Linked DNA regions of Homo sapiens: region 2 is linked to region 1. A link is a loop called in an ENCODE intact Hi-C map of the cell type or tissue named here. Cell type or tissue: endothelial cell of umbilical vein. All regions are shown on one strand. Each heading gives the region's core, and the rest is flanking DNA. Links, peaks and the distances in the headings are about the cores only. Region 1 overlaps EVA1C (eva-1 homolog C). Region 2 overlaps CFAP298-TCP10L (CFAP298-TCP10L readthrough).

The links. Peaks named below come from ENCODE experiments on the same cell type or tissue, not always from the same donor. Only the 100,000 strongest peaks of a DNase experiment are listed, where the experiment ranks them.
Region 2: a loop joins it to region 1, with 8 times the contacts of the local background. A loop is called at or near these places in 7 of 110 quality-filtered maps.

Annotation. Positions count from the first base shown.
Region 1 is chr21:32,477,544-32,480,458 of GRCh38, reverse strand. All of the region lies in intron 4 of EVA1C (eva-1 homolog C), which reads right to left. Among named protein-coding and RNA genes, the nearest start is that of EVA1C, 66 kb to the right of the region's middle. In endothelial cell of umbilical vein, for the core only: no CTCF peak of the experiment used is centred there; a DNase peak (open chromatin) is centred at 1,568; H3K27ac peaks cover 1,584 bases.
Region 2 is chr21:32,560,887-32,563,801 of GRCh38, reverse strand. It overlaps CFAP298-TCP10L (CFAP298-TCP10L readthrough), which reads left to right. Exons shown (of 12, transcript NR_146639.2): 12 at 1-310. It also overlaps the pseudogene RNA5SP490. Among named protein-coding and RNA genes, the nearest start is that of TCP10L, 23 kb to the left of the region's middle. RefSeq lists enhancers at 890-1,681, 1,682-2,473. In endothelial cell of umbilical vein, for the core only: a CTCF peak has its summit at 1,253; a DNase peak (open chromatin) is centred at 1,251; H3K27ac peaks cover 310 bases.

The DNA.
Region 1 (2,915 bases), core at 289-2,788:
TGTTGCTCAGGCTGGAATCACATACATACTACTTTGTATGCTACACTTTCCCATTTACTAGTATATTTGTGAACATTTTAAATAAGCAATATTTTAAAGAGTTGTATTGTCTTTCATTTTATGAATGTACCAACTCGGTACCTTTTTTTTTTTTTTAAGAGACAGGGCCTTGCTCTGTCAACCAGGCTGGAATGTAGTGGCACGATTATTGCTCACCACAGCCTCCAACTCCTGGGCTCAAGTGATCCTCCCACCTTAGCCTCCTGTGTAAGAATCCAACCCTATTTATAATACTCTTTTGTCAGACATTCAGATGATTTCTATTTTTTAATATTATAAGCAGTGCTATGTAGAATAATCTTACAGCTGAACATTTGCAAACAAGTATGATATTTCCATAGGAATTATTGGAAGTAGGTTGCTTTGTTAAAGGGTATTCCAAACATCAAGGCTTTTAATACATACTGCCAAACTTATCCAGAAAAAGTTTACCAAGGCATGCAGCTGCAAAAATTCTATGAGAGCACCCTGGGAAACCTATATTTTCTTAGTTTTAAGGATATATGCCTGACCATATTCCTTAAGGCTAACAGAAGAAGAAAAAAAAAAAAGAGTAGCTGGGACTACAGGTATGTGCCACCATGCCTGGCTAAATTTTTAAATTTTTTTTGTAGATATAGGGGTCTCACTATGTTGCCCAGGCTGGTCTTGAACTCCTGGCCTCAAGTGATCCTCCCACCTTGGCCTCCCAAAGTGCTGGGATCACAGGAAAGAACCACTGCACTGGGTTGCTTTTGCACTTTTCAGTTACTCTGGGAGTGCAAGAATTTATTTTAGTGAGAGTGAAAGAACCCACAGGAAGAGGCCCAAGACAACTCAGGTCTGATTCAGGTCTGACTGTATCTTTGTTGACACTGAGCTCTGAATGGTTCGCAGGATTCTGTTGTTGTTGTTGTTGTTAGTGGTTATTTCCCTCCAAGGCTGATTTTATTTGCACCTTCTGCTGCTTCTTTTTTCTGGGGGGTTGGGGAGGGCAGGGACAGAGTCTTGCTCTGTTGCCCAGGCTGGAGTGCAGTGGCACGATCTCAGCTCACTGCAATCTCCGCCTCCCAGGTTCAAGTGATTCTCCTGCCTCAGCCTCCCGAGTAGCTAGGATTACAGACATGCGCCACCATGCCCAGTTAAATTTTTTATATTTTTAGTAGAGATGGGGTTTCCCCATGTTGACCAAGCTGGTCTCGAACTCCTGACCTCAAGCAATCCACTCGCCTCAGCCTCCCAAAGTGTTGGGATTACAGGCGTGAGCCACCGCTCCCAGCCTGCACCTTCTGTTTCTGGCAAACTGCCCTCCACCCCCAATACATGTGATAACAAGATATTCAACCATTTACATTTTTACTTTTTGGCTATTACTTAACAGTGAAACTGAAGTTAATTACTCCTTCCAACCTGTGTTTATTTAGATAATAAGGCTGGCTGCTTAAGTGCCGCTGTCTTGGCAGTGGGAACCTCTGGCACCTCGATCTTTGGCTGAAAAGTCCAGGCCTGCCCACACTTGGCCTCGGAGTGGCCTTAGCCCAGCCTTTGAGGCCTATTGTGTGGTTTTTCTCATCTTCTTATTAAGGAAATAGCAGAATCCCTGGAGCTCACCCGGAAAATGTAAACCACAGCGGGAAATTATGCACCACAGTGGATGCCCAGACAGGGGGCACATTCTGAAGCCTGGCGGCCTCAGGCCCAGCCTTCGGGAAAAGCTCACTCCTGTCTCATGTGAAAATGCTGTTTTGCTGGTGTTCATTGGTCACCAGTGATGGTCACTTTCATGTCTTCCTTTCAGTTTCTCTTCTGCCGGATGAGGCATAAATTCTGATGGACCCCACCTGCTGTAAGATCTTTCAGAAAAGACTTTGGGTCAGTCTCCTTCAAGATTAGACATCAGGCTGGGCACGGTGGCTCATGCCTGAAATCCCAGCACTTTGGGAGGCCGAGGCAGGAGGATCACCTGAGGTCAGGAGTTCGAGACCAGCCTGACCAACATGGTGAAACCCCGTCTTTACTAAAAATACAAAAATATTAGTGGGACTTGGTGGTGCGTGCCTGTAGTCCCAACTACTTGGGAGGCTGAGGCAGGAGAATTGCTTGAACCTGGGAGGCGGAGGTTGCAGTGAGCTGAGATCGAGCCACTGCACTCCAGCCTGGGCGACAGAGTGAGACGTGGTCTCAAAAAATATATATATATATAAAACTTAATTATCTCTTTAAAGACCCTATCCCCAAATAAGGTCACGTTCTGAGGTACCGGGAGTTAGGACTTCAGTATATGAATTTGGGGAGGACATAAGTTAGCTCATAACAGCCTTCAAAAGGGTCCCCAGTGAGGCTCATCTCTTGGAATTCGTGCGTTTGTGCAGCCTCCTCCCACCGTGAACCAGAGCTTGTGTGGGGGACCAATAATGTATGGTGGCGGTGACAGCATATGGCGGAGGGGACAGCGTATGGCAGAGGTGAGGGTGAGTGAGAGCGTATGGGGGAGGTGAGAGCGTATGGCGGAGGTGAGGGCGTACGGGGGAGGGGAGGGCGTACGGGGGAGGGGAGGGGAGGGCGTACGGGGGAGGTGAGGGCGTACGGGGGAGGGGAGGGCGTACGGGGGAGGGGAGGGGAGGGCGTACGGGGGAGGGGAGGGCGTACGGGGGAGGGGAGGGCGTACGGGGGAGGGGAGGGGAGGGCGTACGGGGGAGGTGAGGGCGTACGGGGGAGGTGAGAGCGTATGGCTCCACCAGTTCTTTTGCATCACTTTCTCTGGGGGAAGCCAGCTGCCGTGTTGTAAGGACACATAAGAGACTCATGTGGGGAGAAACTCACGTTTCCCACCAACAATCAGCACCAAACCACCCACCCATGAGCCAGTCCCCTTG
Region 2 (2,915 bases), core at 137-2,636, 83 kb before region 1:
AGGAAAAGGCCGGGCGCAGTGGCTCACACCTGTAATCCCAGCACTTTGGGAGGCCAAGGCAGGCAGATCACGAGGTCAGGAGATCGAGACCATCCTGGCTAACATAGTGAAACCCTGTCTCTACTAAAAATACAAAAAATAAAAAATTAGCCAGGCGTGGTGGCGGGCACCTGTAGTCCCAGCTACTCAGGAGACTGAGGCAGGATAATGGCATGAACCCAGGAGGCAGAGGTTGCAGTGAGGCGAGATCACGCCACTGCACTCCAGCCTGGGTGACAGAGCGAGACTCTGTCTCAAAAAAAAAAAAAAAAAAGAAAATGTCAAGGAAAACTATTTCCCATGGATTTTTAACTGCTTGAATTCAGGGCAAAGAAAACAAGAAAACTTGAGTGTAATATTAACAAAGACCCTTAAAAAAGATGTTATATAAAAAGAAAAATCACAGTCCAGTGAAAAATACATGAAAAATTCTAAATAACATTTTAGCAAACAAAATCTAGTGATTATTAAAAGTGTAACACAAAAAAGGGAGATTTTTCCCAAGAATGTAATAGTAGTCAAACATTTTATCAAGACATTTAAAAATAAGCATAAAAATAGATGTCTGAGTGCTATTTATAAAATTCAAGATCTATTCCTCCCATCCAAATACTAACCAGGCCTGACCCTGCTTAGCTTCATGAGATCAGACAAGATCAGGCGTGTTCAGAGTGGTGCAGCCATATTCAAGAAGAACTAAAAAGTGTAATAAAATAAGAACACAAGACTATCACTGAAAAGAAGTTCACAATTTCATGCACACACATGAAAAAGTTATAGGCCAAAAGCAATATAGACATGAGAGTCTAGGGGAGGTTAACAGCATCCAGTCTGGAGTCCGAGTACTTGAGAGTTATTCTAAGTTTCTCATTTCTCTGTGATCTTGAGCAAGTTATGAAATTCTCTTTGCCTCAATTCTTTATATTGTTAAATCAAGTTTAGACTAAAGCTGCCTTTTAACGTATTTTAAGTTCAGCCTAAAGGCTTCTCTGTACATAGTGAACTTTAACCTAAATGAAGATGTAAACAGACTGAAGCCTACTTTTGTGCCAATCACCAAGTTTTGGCCAATCAAGGGCTAACTGTTCAAACTATGTTCAAATAAGGCAAATGCCTGCCGAGCTGCAACCAATTTGGTTGTTTCTGTACCTCACATCTGTTTTCTGCACGTCACTTTCCTTTTTCTGCCTGTAAGTCTTCTACCACGTGGCTGCGCTAGAGTCTCTGAGCCTACTCTGGCTCAGGAGGCTGTCTGATTCACAAATTGTTCTTTGCTAAATTAAACTCTTAAATTTAATTCAGCCAAAGTTTTTTCATTTAATAGGTGGCATCAGAAGTGAGATCCAAAGTAGATCCTCTGATGACCCCCATGAGTGCTGAGTGACTAAGCAAGGTACCCACTGGACCCACTGAGGACTAAGCTCTGATATTTTTTATCTTGCTCAAATTCCTATCTAAGGGGTCGGATTGGATCTGATAATTAGCTGGCTTGGATCCAGTTATAGGCCTCTTATGTCTGACTGGGACAGAAAGAAACCAGTAGTAAATGGCAATATTGCAGGGGGTGTAAAATTTGGCTTTTGGAAATTCATGGGGATTTTTCTATTCTCCTCTTTGTTTCATTTTTATTGCAGGCTTAGATAGGGAAAAAAATGATTAGCCAAGTTGATTAAGGGAACCTGATCTCCAAAGCCAATATTTCAGGTAAAGATGGAACCTTTAGTTTTGGAAGAACTGAGTACCTTCTGGCTTATACATGCTGTGAACCCCAAATATTTGAGACAGGCCTCCATTAATATAGAAAGTTTATTTTGCCAAGGTTGAGGATGCGCACCTGTGACAGCCTCAGGAGGTCCTGATGACAAGTGCCCAAGGTGGTCAGAGCACAGTTTGGTTTTATACATTTTAGGGAGACATGAGACATCAATCAACATTTGTAAGATGAATATTGGTTAGGTCTGGAAAGCCAGGAGGGGGCTTCCAGGTCATAGGTAGATAAGAAACAAATGGTTGCATTCTTTTGAGTTTCTGATGAACCTCTCCAAAGGAGGCAATCAGATATGCATTCATCTCAGTGAGCTTAGGAGTGACTTTGAATTAGAATGGGAGGCAGGTTTGCCCTAAGCAGTTCCCAGCTTGACTCTTCCCTTTAGCTTAGTGATTTTGGGGCCCCAAGATTTATTTTCCTTTCACGATGCATAAGTATGAGGCCTCAGAAGCAGCAAAGTCTTACAGAAATGGTGAAATCTTACTAAAGATAATTTACCATGGAAGGTTCCAAATAAACAACACTGCACTGAAGAAATGCATTTGAAAATGAGGCCTCCTGAATTAGTCTCATCTAGGGATGCCTATTGATATGCAGAAGCTTCTAAAAAGATTTCAATCTTTTTATTTAAAGATTTTATGAAAGGCAAATAAAAAGCTTAAGAAACTAATTGATAAGAAAAATTAAATCTGCTAATCTTTGCTTAGTTACTATTCCACCCTAAAGGTGGAAAGAAAGCTATCCTAGATAAGGTATTTATAAAAGTTAGGCCGTCAGGTAAAATAGGCTTGCTTCTTGTTCCGACCTATCCATGCGGGAGGCCAGCCATAGAGGATGCTTTTTTGACTCTGTTCCCTAATGGGTTCCACCCTGAACTCAGTAATTTTAACTAAGAAACAGTGGTTACATTAAAAAGGACACCCTATTGAAATAAAATGCACCTTTCTGGAATTTAATTGGCTACCTTGAAACTCTTTTGTAAAGGAAATTTACATCTATAAAGGAAATCTCAATTTGTAGGGATGTCTGCCAATGTACAATAGAAACTCTAACCTTTTTTTAAATTTAAATAATCAGTAATGCCTTTGTTTAAGGTGCTTTTCTGTCT